Regions from separate parts of the Homo sapiens genome. Here regions 1, 3 and 4 are each linked to region 2. Evidence: chromatin contacts called from ENCODE Hi-C or POLR2A ChIA-PET data. All regions are on one chromosome and are shown on one strand. The core of a region is the stretch at or near the end of the contact, and the rest is flanking DNA. Distances in the headings are between cores, read along the strand shown.

The links. A loop is a pair of places that touch in the nucleus more often than their neighbours do. ChIA-PET counts read pairs that join two places held with the same protein, here RNA polymerase II (POLR2A). Pooled maps may share reads with other maps.
Region 1: a pooled map shows a loop between it and region 2 (10-fold over the local background). The contact joins the promoter of PANK1-AS1 here to the promoter of HECTD2 in region 2. A Hi-C loop is called at or near these places in 6 of 50 pooled maps.
Region 3: a map of CD8-positive, alpha-beta T cell shows a loop between it and region 2 (6-fold over the local background). The contact joins the promoter of KIF11 here to the promoter of HECTD2 in region 2. A Hi-C loop is called at or near these places in 2 of 168 maps with a recorded cell type or tissue (CD8-positive, alpha-beta T cell and naive thymus-derived CD4-positive, alpha-beta T cell) and 12 of 50 pooled maps. POLR2A ChIA-PET finds 5 or more read pairs at or near these places in 1 of 52 experiments (WTC11).
Region 4: a loop to region 2 is called in a map of CD8-positive, alpha-beta T cell, with 3 times the contacts of the local background. The contact joins the promoter of IDE here to the promoter of HECTD2 in region 2. A Hi-C loop is called at or near these places in 1 of 168 maps with a recorded cell type or tissue (CD8-positive, alpha-beta T cell) and 8 of 50 pooled maps. POLR2A ChIA-PET finds 5 or more read pairs at or near these places in 1 of 52 experiments (WTC11).

What each region holds. Positions count from the first base shown.
Region 1 is chr10:89,642,718-89,646,010 of GRCh38, reverse strand. PANK1-AS1 (PANK1 antisense RNA 1) reads right to left here and starts at 1,897. Exons shown (of 5, transcript NR_184344.1): 1 at 1,812-1,897. PANK1 (pantothenate kinase 1) reads left to right here and starts at 769. Exons shown (of 7, transcript NM_148977.3): 1 at 769-1,411. The coding sequence starts at 1,120. RefSeq lists silencers at 766-1,245, 1,946-1,995.
Region 2 is chr10:91,408,878-91,412,084 of GRCh38, reverse strand. HECTD2 (HECT domain E3 ubiquitin protein ligase 2) reads right to left here and starts at 1,741. Exons shown (of 21, transcript NM_182765.6): 1 at 1,509-1,741. The coding sequence starts at 1,646. The region is part of intron 3 of HECTD2-AS1 (HECTD2 antisense RNA 1); the gene reads left to right. RefSeq lists a silencer at 1,385-1,974 and an enhancer at 2,125-2,334.
Region 3 is chr10:92,591,598-92,594,580 of GRCh38, reverse strand. It overlaps KIF11 (kinesin family member 11), which reads right to left and starts at 1,451. Exons shown (of 22, transcript NM_004523.4): 1 at 1,129-1,451. The coding sequence starts at 1,205. RefSeq lists silencers at 1,047-1,116, 1,197-1,246 and enhancers at 714-1,465, 1,567-1,616, 1,647-1,836, 2,647-2,736.
Region 4 is chr10:92,572,521-92,575,740 of GRCh38, reverse strand. IDE (insulin degrading enzyme) reads left to right here and starts at 1,648. Exons shown (of 25, transcript NM_004969.4): 1 at 1,648-1,819. The coding sequence starts at 1,722. RefSeq lists enhancers at 989-1,228, 1,239-1,298 and a silencer at 1,799-2,248.

The DNA.
Region 1 (3,293 bases), core at 648-3,147, 1.8 Mb after region 2:
TAACGTTATCTGGGTTTGCTCAGTGGCTGAGTTGGAATTTGAACCCAGTGCTAACTCCAAAGCTCGTAGTGCTGGTCACCACGTGATGCCGCCTTCCCTTCTTAGAAGAGGCAACTCCTTACTCTATAAATAACATGACATTGTCTTTTGAAGTCCTTTCTGGGTGAGGAAAGTGCTTTTTATAGCATGGAATTGCTCCTGTTTACTTGATCTCTTTCAGCACCGATTAATCCTGCCTACAGTTTTGTCCTTCACTGTCCTTACACTGTATTCCTAGGTTTCCTCCCTGCAAAAGACAACTCCATGAGACCACATGGTGTTTGAGTGTGTGTGCGTGCCAGCAAAGAAATTTCACTCCCCTCCCTCCCCAAGTCTGCCAACTTTTCTATAAATAATTGTTCTCCCTCCCCTCAGGCCTCTAAGTAGTTTGGTCACTTAACCAAACGCACAGGCACACACGCGCGCGCGCGTAAGCACACACTCACAAAGCGGGGAGGGTAACGTGAATGACCTTGCAAAGGTATCTTGCTCACTGGGGACAGGATTAGCAAACCTGACACCTCTGCAAATAATTGTCTTCCTCCCGTATTCCTCCTGAAACGGTTCGCTCCTTTCGCTGTCTCTCCCAGACCCATCTGGTTTTCACATCGCCATACAAAGCCCAACCCGCCCATCTCCTCTCTGCAAGCCCAGAGAACTTGATTCCCCATGTTGAAACTCGTCGGTGGCGGTGGCGGGCAGGACTGGGCATGCTCAGTGGCGGGGACCAGTCTGGGAGGCGAGGAAGCCGCGTTTGAAGTCGCGCGGCCTGGGGATCAGGGGAAGGCGGGCGGCGGGAGCCCCGGCTGGGGGTGCGCGGGGATCCCCGATTCCGCGCCCGGGGCTGGCGTGCTCCAGGCCGGCGCCGTGGGGCCGGCGCGCGGGGGGCAGGGCGCAGAGGAGGTGGGGGAGTCGGCAGGAGGAGGGGAGGAGCGCCGGGTTCGCCATCCCCAGGCGCCGGCTCTGCGGCTGCTGAATCGGAAGCCGCAGGGAGGATCCGGGGAAATAAAGACGCCGGAGAATGACCTCCAGCGAGGCCGCCTGAGCCGGGGCCCGCGCACAGCCCCGCCAGCCCCCGGCATGGGCGACCGCAGCGGGCAGCAGGAGCGCTCGGTCCCGCACTCTCCAGGGGCCCCCGTGGGCACCAGCGCCGCCGCTGTGAACGGGCTGCTGCACAACGGCTTCCATCCGCCGCCAGTCCAGCCGCCGCACGTCTGCAGCCGGGGTCCAGTGGGCGGCAGCGACGCGGCGCCCCAGCGCCTCCCGCTCCTGCCGGAGCTGCAGCCGCAGCCACTGCTCCCTCAGCATGACTCCCCGGCCAAGAAATGCCGGCTGCGGAGGAGGATGGACTCGGGGAGAAAGAACAGGCCGCGTAAGTCCCGCTGGGAGGGGAGCGCGGGCGCAAGGCAGACGCAGCGTGCGGGGCCCGGGACTGGGAGCGGCTGAGGCAGGCGCCGCAGCACGCCCCGTGCGCCCCCGCGTCTGCGGTCGAGGGACTGCACAGAGTAGGTTCCCGGGACTGATTCTTTTCCTAGGGGACATCAAGCACTACAGGTCTTTGCCTGAGCCTGCCCTTTGCTCGCTTCTATCAGTAGAACGAGGATTGGACACGAAGCTTGAGCGGGTCCCTAGGTCAAGGATATATAATAAGCGAACGCTCTGTCCGCCCTTCTAATTGGTGGCTGGGAAAACGCAGGTGTGTGAACATTTGCTGGGGTCCAGGAGTGAGGATAAAGTGGGCGGCACACCGAGGGTGCTCTCTCCTTTCTCACCCCTCTCGCTTCTCTGAGCGCGTCCTACTGGGGTTGCCTGCCCTTTGAATCACAGAGTAGCCAGCAGCGTCTCGGGTCTATTGGAGAGCGCAAGTCTGGAGGCGTGGAGTTTAACTACCCCCCAAAATCACAGCCTATTAGAAGCTGTTTCTTCACGGCCAATGAGAGGGTTTTTTGGGAGGGACACACCCACTGATACCATGTGGGCCGGAACTATGTGGACCAATGAGGATTGGAGGTGGATTTTTTTTTTCAACGAAGGGGGAGGTTGAGTTGAGGGTTTGTAATTGTAATGTACACCGGAGAAAGCCGAAGTGCATTATTTCACAATCTAAAGCTTGTATATATAATGGTAGTTTGTAAAGTGTACCTTCCCCACAGGACGCTGTGGGATGTAAATTTGTAGGTCGAGTTTACAGCTGGTTTTTCTTGACTGAAGCTCATTCAACTGGTTACTTCTTTGTGGGTGTCTTTAATGAAGCTTATAAATGGCAAAAAGCAAAGTAAGTACAGTAAATGCTAATAAATGACTGCATTTGCATAGAGGTTATGCTGTTCGATATAGGGAAATTGTTAAGTAGGTTTTGGATTTCTGTGAAAGTTTAATGTTTGGCAAATAACACCTTCACTTTTCCCTGTTTCTATGTCTTTTTGACTCTTAGCTTTTCTGTATTGGATTAAGGTTTCTAAGACCTTGGAAAGCCCTTTGACATGACTGTGGGTGACTCTGGTACTTGTATTTTGTGGGTTTGAAATGTTAAATTTGTAGGTTAAGATTTTGTGTGGAACTTTAAAGCCAAACAGCAGATTTGGCTACAGTTGTAAGGTGTAAGGTTGTAATCTAGCACCTGAATTTTTATTTGCTTTTGTTTTTGATACTTGTTAGAAAATGACTTTCATTAGTATTAATATTTTAAAAGTCAGGACTTAATATTGATTACCTGTGATTTATAAACCTGTTTCACTTATTTTGAAGCTATACTTCAGTTATTTCTCTTATCTACATTGACAGATTGTACTAGAGTTTGCAATGAAAATAGCTAAAATATAATGAAAGGGAGCTTCTAGCTTAATCTTCTATGTTTAATTGAGGATATAACACCTCTTGAAATAACTTCTGAGGAATTGAAAATACACCCTCTAGGAATATCTTGAAGACAGAGAAAAACTAACCTGAGCCTTAACTTGTGCTTGCAAACCCACAGAAATTATTTTAAAATACAAGAAAATGTAACTATCTGCCTGTGTGCTTTGTATCAGAAATTAAAGTGGTTTATGTTTCTTACAGAATAAAAATCCTAGTTGTTTTAAGTTTCATGACCACGATTGTTACTTATAATTTTTAAAAAACGGTTCGTCAAAATTGGATTTACATTATTTACCATGTTTTCTTCTCTCAGATTTGAACAATCATGTCTGAAATAAATTTTACATGTTCCTAGGAGTCACATCTGGCCTTTTCACTACCAAAATTTCTTAGTT
Region 2 (3,207 bases), core at 492-2,991:
GAAAAACTTGAAATCCCAAAGCAGACTGTAGACTTGTATCCACACTTGCAAATTCCAAAACGGCAATTTTTCAGTTATGAGATGAATAGGTTTTTGGGAGAGCGTTTGCTTGAGGACCTAAACCCACTCATTTAACTGTTTCTATAAGTACATACATTTACTGTTTTAAACAACCAACTTAGAAATGAACTGCTGGAATTCTGTGAGTTAAAGACTTCCTATATAAAATCTGAAAACCTAGGGTACCAGCAGCAGGAACCAGGTCTCCAAGCAGCTGGGTGACAAATTCCTTCAAAGCATTTTCTAGGGTAATCCCTAACCCCAGCTCCAATCTACCAATCAATTGTAGCTACGCTTTTAAACGTGTATCATTACTGTTCGCAATTTGCTGCATTGATTTAAAGAGCTTGTTTTAACAATTTCCAGTTATCAGGGCCCTCAGACATTTTTGAAAAACCTACCGAATCCGAAAATTATTCCTAACACCAATACAGTACTTAACGAAGAGTGAGCTATTTTAGTAAGTTCTTAGTCATTTAAGAGGGAGGTTTTAAGAAATGAACCGCAAGTAGGAATAAAGAAAATGTATAATGTTCACTAAACTTTTACTATTTTGTCACACACAGCTGCATGACAAGTCATGATCTTTAAATATATCAAAGCAAACTTTCAAAAAGTACTTAAATATTATGTCAAAATAAAAAATTGCAAAATCCGAGGTTTTTTTTTAAATTGTGCTTCAAATTAACCAGTCACAACCACCAGTAAAAATAGGGAAAGAGGGGGAGGGGGCTGTCCCATGACATCATCTGGCAATATGTAGTTTGAAGCCTGACAGCGCTCTCCAAATAACCCTTACGAAGATACAGCTGGGAAATCATCCCTGTCAAGCTTAGATAACTTGGGTTTAAATAAAAGGTTCAAAAAGCCTCCCCCCACCTGAGTCACATGTCTGTACCATATGAAAAATAAAACCATCACTGATGCATCTACCTCCCACTACACTGACAGCAACGGAAAGGTCACAATTAAGTGGAAACTCGCCGCAGAGCCTGTTTAATCTGAAGGGGGAAGGGAAAGAAAAGCGAAGAAAAGGACAAAAATCTGCGCGCCTCCAAGGCAGGCAGGCAGGCAGGCACCTCCGTGGAAAACCCACTCCCGCCTGCTGACACCTATGCTCATCCAACAGATCATGCCGACTCAAGATGCAGGTCATTCTCTTAGAGAAAGTGGGGGCCCAAGCCCCAGAAAATAACCCAAACATCCAGCGGAACCGACCACCCCCAACATTTCCCGAGGGTGGTAGGTGTACCTCGCGAAGTGTTCGGGGCTGTCCACGAGGCACAACTCTTTTATTTCTGCCCAAGGAAGGGCGGCCTGAGTGCGTCTCCCTGGAGTGCCAGGGCGTGCCCAGGGTAAACGCAGGCCTCCTGACGGCCCTCGCCCGGCCGCCGTCCCTCCCAACTCCCGCCGTCCGGGGCGCCAGACGGCCCCGGCCCACCACCTACCGCGGTCGCGCCGGCGCCCGCCGATACGATGGGCGGCAGCTTCTCGCGCTCTGACTCCTTCCCTTTCCTCTCCTCAGGCGCGGGCGCCGCCACCACCAGCGGAGTGGCGGGCGAGGGTACCCGAACCGCCTCACTCATGTCGGGCCGGGCGGCGGGAGCGCCAGGCGGCGGCGGCGGCCTCAGTGTTGCTGGGGCTGGCGCTGCTGCTGCCGCCGCGGCCGCGAGAGGGCTCTGGGCTGCCGCTTCTAGCCGCCGCTGCCGCCGCCACTCCGCCCCCGCCCGCGCCCGCGCCTTTGCGCGCGAGCCCGAGGCCGCCCCCGCGCGCGCCAGCCCCGCGGACGCGGCTCCCCACAGGTCCCACAGGTTTCTTGCTCTCGCCTCCCCCGCCCGCCCGGGGCTCGCGCGTCGCGGGTCGGGAGCGCCGGCGGTAGTCCCCCTCGTCAACCCCGAGGGCCCGGAGAGAAGGCGCCACGGTCGACGCCCGACCGCCATATTGTTTGCAGAGTGTCGCCCGAGATGACGAGGAGACCCCGCACCCGGGCCGCGCAGGAGAACCTGGACTAAGGACGGGCAGTCGGGGAGACAAGTCGAGCCCTGCAAAGGGTCGGACGGGGATAGAGTGTCCGAGTGGTACCAGTAGGGCAGGACGTAGGCACAGACTACCCTTCACGGACGGCCCTGGCCTGCGGCGCCGAGTCCCGCGGGCAAGCGCCCTCGGGGTCTGGGCTGGTGGCCTTTCGCCTTCTTCCAGGCGCCCACAAAGCTGTCCGCCTTGGGGCTTCTGCCTTCTTATCCTTGCCCGCCCTCCTGAGCCCAGGAGAGGCGGCCCGGAGCTTGCGCAGCCCGGGGAGACAGCCTTCCTGGCTCAGCAACCGACTCTTTTGTACACGCCTGGATGGCTTCAGCCTACACAGGAAAAGCCTGGAGGTGGGGAGGAGTGCGACGTGGTGGGCCCCCCCTTTCCCCTTCCCCCATAGGATTGGACGGCCAGTCCACACTTTCCATTCCTGTTCCTCTCGTCCCTCTTTGACTGCCAAATCCGCCTCTCCCTTCCCGTCCCCACGCGCCTACGTTTTGCTCTCTCCCCGCAACCCTTTGCTGTCTCCTATCCGTCCCTTCCTTGTTCCTTTCCGTTTATGTTAGAGATGTACATACCCAAACTCTGCTGCACAGTCCTCAATCAAATCATTACAAATAGGAGTAAAAACTTGAAAGCCGAAGAAGAGAGCTTTTAATTATGAAATTAAAATACCCCCCACCTCCACCACCAGGACACCTAGACAATTTCCTTTCCTTTCTTGTCGCCCCCTCCTTTTCCTTTTTCTCAGTCTACTGGAGCGGCGGGGACACCTGCTGATCTAGGAGAAAAGAGAGTAAGAATGCGCTGTATCGCCTGTTAAAAGCAAGGAATTTCGATATTCAGCTCTATCAGATTTTTTATCTGTGCCTTCATTATTTTATTGGAGGTTGAGTGAATTTTTAGATCAAGAGTACCTAAGTCCAAATATAAGAACCAAAAATATCTCTGAAACAAACCCAAATATGATTTCGGGGTATCTATTGTTTACATAATTTGGAGTTATTAGTATAACTAAATACTAGTTATGGTGCATCATGAGATAAGGTTGCATGTTTTCAAACCCACAATTTGTAACAAGTAGATCTGAAGCAAACAATGTTGCCTTCTAAATTTTGAATT
Region 3 (2,983 bases), core at 202-2,701, 1.2 Mb before region 2:
AATTAAATAAATGCATACGGAAAAGGTAATATTGCCTGGTTTTATTAAACAACCAAAATAATTTTAAAATTTGCACTTGTTATATGCACTGCATTTTTAAATAAAAATCTTCAAACAACTAACTACTAACAGAAGCCCCAGAGTACAACAACTAGTAAGTGTCACTGGCTAGACTTAAGATTGCCACCCAATTTCCTCTCTGACACCTTGTTTAGAAACCTAGTCATCACCTTCGATATCCACAATTCAAGTTACCAGGGCTGAGTAAACAATAGCCTAAGAAAGTTTGTTGATACAAGTTTTTCTAAAAAATAACCTTTTAATTTTAGAATACTTTGGGGTTTACAGAAAAGTTGCAACAGCAACTGTTAACAGCCACAAAAACGGACACACAAAACACACATACTCAGTAAACTGTGGAGAGCCTCTAAAAAGTTGAATAAATCAATTCTAACTAAGCAGCAGTTTCTAGCTTATTTTAAAATTGGGAAGTTATTTGGAAACCAGTCAGGGGAGGGCCGAACACCCCTCCACATCCCTTTATCTCGAAATATCCGTTTAGTTTGGTCTATGAACAAACACGCAGATGAAAGGGAAAACTGCAGCACAATCAGAAATTTACACTAGCTTAACTTGTCTTGATCTTTTAAAAAACATAAACTCACTTTATTAATTTTTAATGTTTAAAGACAGAGATGTTTACTTGTTTAGTAGGGATGCAGAAAATATTGCATCTAGAATAAAGAGAACAGTGATTGATTGCTTTTTAGAGGTAATAATACCAACGTAAGTGCTTAACCATCTGCAAAATAGGTATTCAGTCTTACTTCCAAACTGACAAACTACATGAAGTAGCATATAAAAGTGACACCTACATCTTTATTGACTATAGTTTAAACATAAGAACGCACTTTTCAGTATGGAACAGTGATCAAATCAAACATGTTATTTTCTCCTAAAAACCACATACACACAGCAACCGGGTGTCATTTTTATTGAACAGAACGCGGAGAACCAAGAAACTGGGACCCTCAGGAAATGCAAATAAAATCCCTCTCCCTGGACCGCGCAGTAGGGGGCCCAGCAGCGAAGCCGCAGCGCTCGGAATCCTGTCAGCCCTCTCCCTACCTGCATCTCACCACCACCTGGATGTTCTTCCCCTTCTCCTCTTTCTTCTTCGCAGACGAATTTGGCTGCGACGCCATGACGGTCCCCGCCAAAAAATCAAGGCCCGGCCGCGGACCTGGGCGCTGTGAGGGGCGGAGGGGCTTGGCGGCCGACAGGGGCCGGAGTCTCCCTGGTCCCTCTCGGGCGCTGGCGTGGCCTGGAGGACCGACGCACGCAGGTCGGCGTCCCCGCTCTCTACCCGGTACTCTGGCCGTGGCGTTTGTCCCGCGCCAGTCGGAGCCGCCAAATCACTAATCTCGTCTCCGCCCGAATCCCCAGAAACTAAGCAACGACTCGGCGCCTCAATTTGAAAAAGAGACAGAGTAGCCGGACCAATGGCTGCGCTGGCGCGCAAGGCACCATGGGATGCAGTATCCTCACTGGAGCCCCGCCCCCGGAGCGTGGCCTACGGGAACGTAAAGAGGTGGTCTGTCTGCTTGCTCCGGAACTTGGTAGTCCAGAGCCGAGACGCTAGAATTGAGTGTGGAACTTTTAGCGTAGCGTGGCTCAACTTACATAACGTCCCTAGCCCAAAATTCCCTCAGCTGCAGAGAGGAAATAATAGTAACCATCTCAGAGGGTTAGGGTGAGAATTAATGAGCTTGTGGAAGTAAATAGATTGGAATATATGGTAAGCACTCGCCATGATTATAATTATTAGAGAATTGTAAGAGAGGGCAGTAGAAGCACAGAAGAGAGGTCCAAAGCGAGCCGCCATCCCGGAGGCAGAGACCAGAATAGTCTTTGTGTGTGTGTGTGTGTGTGTGTGTGTGTGAGAGACGGAGTCTTGCTCTTGTCACCCAGGCTGGAGTGCAGTGGCGCGATCTCGGCTCATTGCAACCTCCGCCTCGCAGGTTCAAGCGATTCTGCTGCTTCAGCCCCCGAGTAGCTGGGATTACAGGTGCGTGCCACCACGCCCGGCTAATATTTGTATTTTCAGTAGAGATGTGGTTTCACCATGTTGGCCAGGCTGGTCTCGAACTCCTGACCTCAGATGATCCACCCGCCTCGGCCTCCCAAAGTGCTGGGATTACAGGCGTGAGCCACCGCGCCCGGTCCAGAATAGGCTTGAAGAATAATTAATGTTGGGGCCCGGTGGCTCAGGCCTGTAATCCCAACACTTTAACGGGCCGAGGTAGGACGATAACTTAAGTTCCAGGAGTTTGAGACCAGTCTGGGCGACATAGGGAGACCCCCCTCCCCGCGCCTCCCAACGGGTCTCAACAAAAAATAGAGGGGAAAAAATAGCCTGGTGTGGTGATGCGTGCCTTTTGGTCCCATCTACTCGGGATGCTGAGGAAGAAGGATCGCTGAACACGGGAGATAGAGGCTGCAGTGAGCCGGGATTATGTCGCTGGATTACTCCAGCATAGGCGACAGAGCAATGCCCTTTCTCAAAAAGAAAATAATAATAATAATAATTAGGAAGTGTTAAGCGATAAGGCTACTACAGGTTCCAAATCGTGATGAAATGGACACTGGACGCCATTTGGAGGACTCTGAATTTATCCTTTAGTCATCATCTCTAAGTGACTCCAGGCAAGAAAGCAGGGTCCGCCTCGATTTTAGAACGACTGCACTGACCGAGTGACGCAGGCCGCGGGTGCGCTGCGCTCCCCGTTTCTGCGCGGCGCAGCGGGCGGTGGCATCTCAAGGAAGCTGCGCAAACATCCGCCGCCCCGGCCTACGGATCCCAGCATGCAGCGCTCGCTGGGGCCTGCGCGCCGTCGGTCACCTCCGGCCTGCTGCGGGAGAACTTTTCGGCGTCTTGGCAGTGCCTGGCGTGACTCGACCGCTGTAGGTGTGGTACGCCGCA
Region 4 (3,220 bases), core at 399-2,898, 1.2 Mb before region 2:
AGTGATTCTCCTGCCTCAGCCTCCTCAGTAGCTGGGATTACAGACGCATGCCACCACGCCTGGCTAATTTTTGTATTTTTAGTAGACACGGGGTTTCACCATTTTGGTCAGGCTGGTCTCGAACTCCTGATCTCGTTATCCGCCCGGCTTGGCCTCCCAAAGTGCTGGGATTACAGGCATGAGCCACCACGCCCGGCCATCTGGAAGCATTTTTATGTAAGCATTTCTAATAAGTAGCCTAAAGAGATCTCAGGAAAAAAAAGGGTACTAATCTCCAAGTCTCGAGTATTTGTTGTGATGTATTTTCTCTCTATAGTAATCTTCTGATTGCTAATTTTGTATTTATAATTTGTATTTTATGTCTCAAAGAGGTCCCCCAAATTGTATATGTTTCAAGCCCTCCAAGTCTGAATCTACCCCAGCCCATTTATAGATTCCATTAATGGAGCATAAATGTATTCAGAAAGGCTGCATTAACACTCTCAGAGGAGCTGCTTCAAGGTGATTGACTACTCTGCATTGGGACTGGTAATTTAAAGGTTCTTAAAACCATGCACTTGCAAACACCACTAGGAGGCTTGCCATAATTTTTACCTGTTTTCATCCAAAGGTTTGCCTTTAGGTGAAACCGCACTGTTAAAAAGATCGTGGGTACGTCTTCGATAAAGCATCAACTTGATTAAGGAACCCTCCTACTGAATTCCCATTTAAAGCAATACTTGGACTAAGGACACCGTTTTTGGCTGCAGTCTTGATCGTCTGTCAATCAGAAACCTAAAAGTACTTAAGCTGGCAAGTCACCATCCCTAATAGCATTCTTCCTTAAAGACTCCCATAAGGTATTATGGAAAGTTAGATTCATAACAACTATTAAGTTGTTCGTGGGTGCAAAGCCCCATAAAGCCACTGGGGAGAAAATTCTTTGTTTAAAAAGTAACCACTGAAGCCGACTGACATTAGTAGTATTCCTAGTACGGAGTACTAACAAGAGTAGTAGTTTCTACTCTGGATTTGAAGCCTTGTTTTGCTGCGGCGCCCGTCCCATCCGCACCTTCCTCTTAAGAGAGCTGCTAACTTCCCCAAGGATGGAAACGTCCCCCTGGGTCCTGGCCTCTCTATCGCTGACCCCTGCGTCTGAATTTCCCCCACGCCGCACTCGAGCCTTGTCTCCAGCGCATCTGTGCCTTCGCGGTCCACGTCCCCACCGCGCTCTAGAGGGAGCCCGCGGGCCGCGCGCCGGCCGCGGATTCATTTTACGTGAGGCCGCCGCGACCACGAACCTTGTTCCAACACCTGCAGGGTCCGGCACGCTAGTCAGTGGGGGTGCCTCAGAAAACATAGCCCCGTGTGCCCTCACTGGATTTATGAGCGGCCCCTCGCCCCCTCACAGTCAGACACACGTCGCCACCCTCACAAGTGCGGCCGGTGGGATCTAGCTGGGACCCTCCCCGCCTGGGAAAGTCTGGGTGCTGGCTCCTAAAGCGCCCCGGCCAAACCCCTGTCCCTCCAGTCCGCCTGCTCAGGCCTCGGCTGTCCGCGGTCTTCACCGTCCTCGCCTGCGTCCTGGCCCCATCCGGCTCCAGGCAAAACCCGGAGCAGCTACCTCTCCGCAGCTCCCGGGAGACCGCGCGGCGCCGCGGCTAGAGCATGCGCAGTGCGCAGGGCCGGCTCGAAGCGCAAGCAGGAAGCGTTTGCGGTGATCCCGGCGACTGCGCTGGCTAATGCGGTACCGGCTAGCGTGGCTTCTGCACCCCGCACTGCCCAGCACCTTCCGCTCAGTCCTCGGCGCCCGCCTGCCGCCTCCGGAGCGCCTGTGTGGGTAAGCGGAATGGAGCGCCCGGGCCCTCGGGCCCCGTGGGTCACAGCGGTTTGGCGCTCGGGTTGCAAAGTGGTGATTCAGCACTTAAAGCCGCCACCGCTGCCCCTCACGCCGCCCGTCCCGCCGGCCTGGGGCCCGTACTGCCGCGCTGAGGCCGCCCCAGGGCCCGGAAGAGCGGCTCGCCAGGCGGGAGCCAGAGGCCTGGTCCAGAGTCGGGGACGTCCCTTGGGCTGGTGAGGGGCCGGGGCCGCTACCCGGGGCCACGGGGCGTGTGCCACTAGTGCGGGGGGCGCAGGGGCGGACAGAGTCACCCGGCCTGCACCTGGGAGCCGCGCCGCGTCACTCTCCCGGAGTCCGCCTGTGAGGGGGCCGGGAACCTGAGGCGGACTCGAGCCGTGGGGTAAAGGAATCCGGCGACTTCGGGGGGACCGCTTCTCACCTTGCCCTCAGCCCTGCCCTTTTCTCCGGGCACTGAGTTTCCAGGACCGTGTGGAATGCCCGCGCTGGGAAAAAAGTTTGCCTGCCTCCCGCCTTGGAAGACGAGTGTGGGGTTTCCTATCGGGGGACATTTAGGAGCCAAAAGATACCTCGGGATCCTCTACAGCAGCTCCCTTGTTTTACGTCGGAGACAACCGGAGCTCCGAGAGATGGCTTGATTTCCCAGCAACTGCCGAGATTGTGGCAAAACCAGGATTAGGACACAGGTTTTTTGCCATCCGGCGGCGTGCCCTCTCCACTGCACCGTTGATCTGCGTACGCTAGGCGTTTTCAGGCTTGTAGTGAACGCTGAATACTTTTTACTACGAATGGAAGAAGATAGGCAGTATTATCTTGCCCTCCCTAGAAACGTTATTTGAACCCCTGCTGGTTTTAATCAGTAATAGCCAGCACCTACTAAGTGCAGGGCACTGTGCTGGACCCTCTATGTAAAGTATGTGTCTGCCTTCCAAGGAACTTTGACTTGATTGGAGCGGATTGGGATGCCACGGGAATTGAGATAGCTACAAGGGTGTGTTGATGAGGGTCAGAAGATGGGTAGTATGGGTAGTGTGTGGGGCCAGAGATGGGGGGGTAGGCTGGCTTTGGAAGGAATGGCAGAAAGGTTGGAGTGAGGGCTGGCGTGGGCGTAATCCAGCCTAGATATGCGGGCAGTTTGTGTTGGGGGAGCAGTGAGCCGATTAGTCTGGTTGAAGCTTTATAGAATTTCCTTGGGGTAATTAGAAGGACACAAGTCCTGTATTATAACAGTAGGGTAATGCTGGCCTGGGTCTTGAATTTTAGTTGGGATTTTCCCAATGCGTAGTAGGTAGGGAGCCATTAAAGTTTTTGAGCTGGAAAGTTATCTGATGGAACTGGGGGTTTAGGAAAGTAGTTTGGTGGCTGTGTGCAGGATGTCAGGAA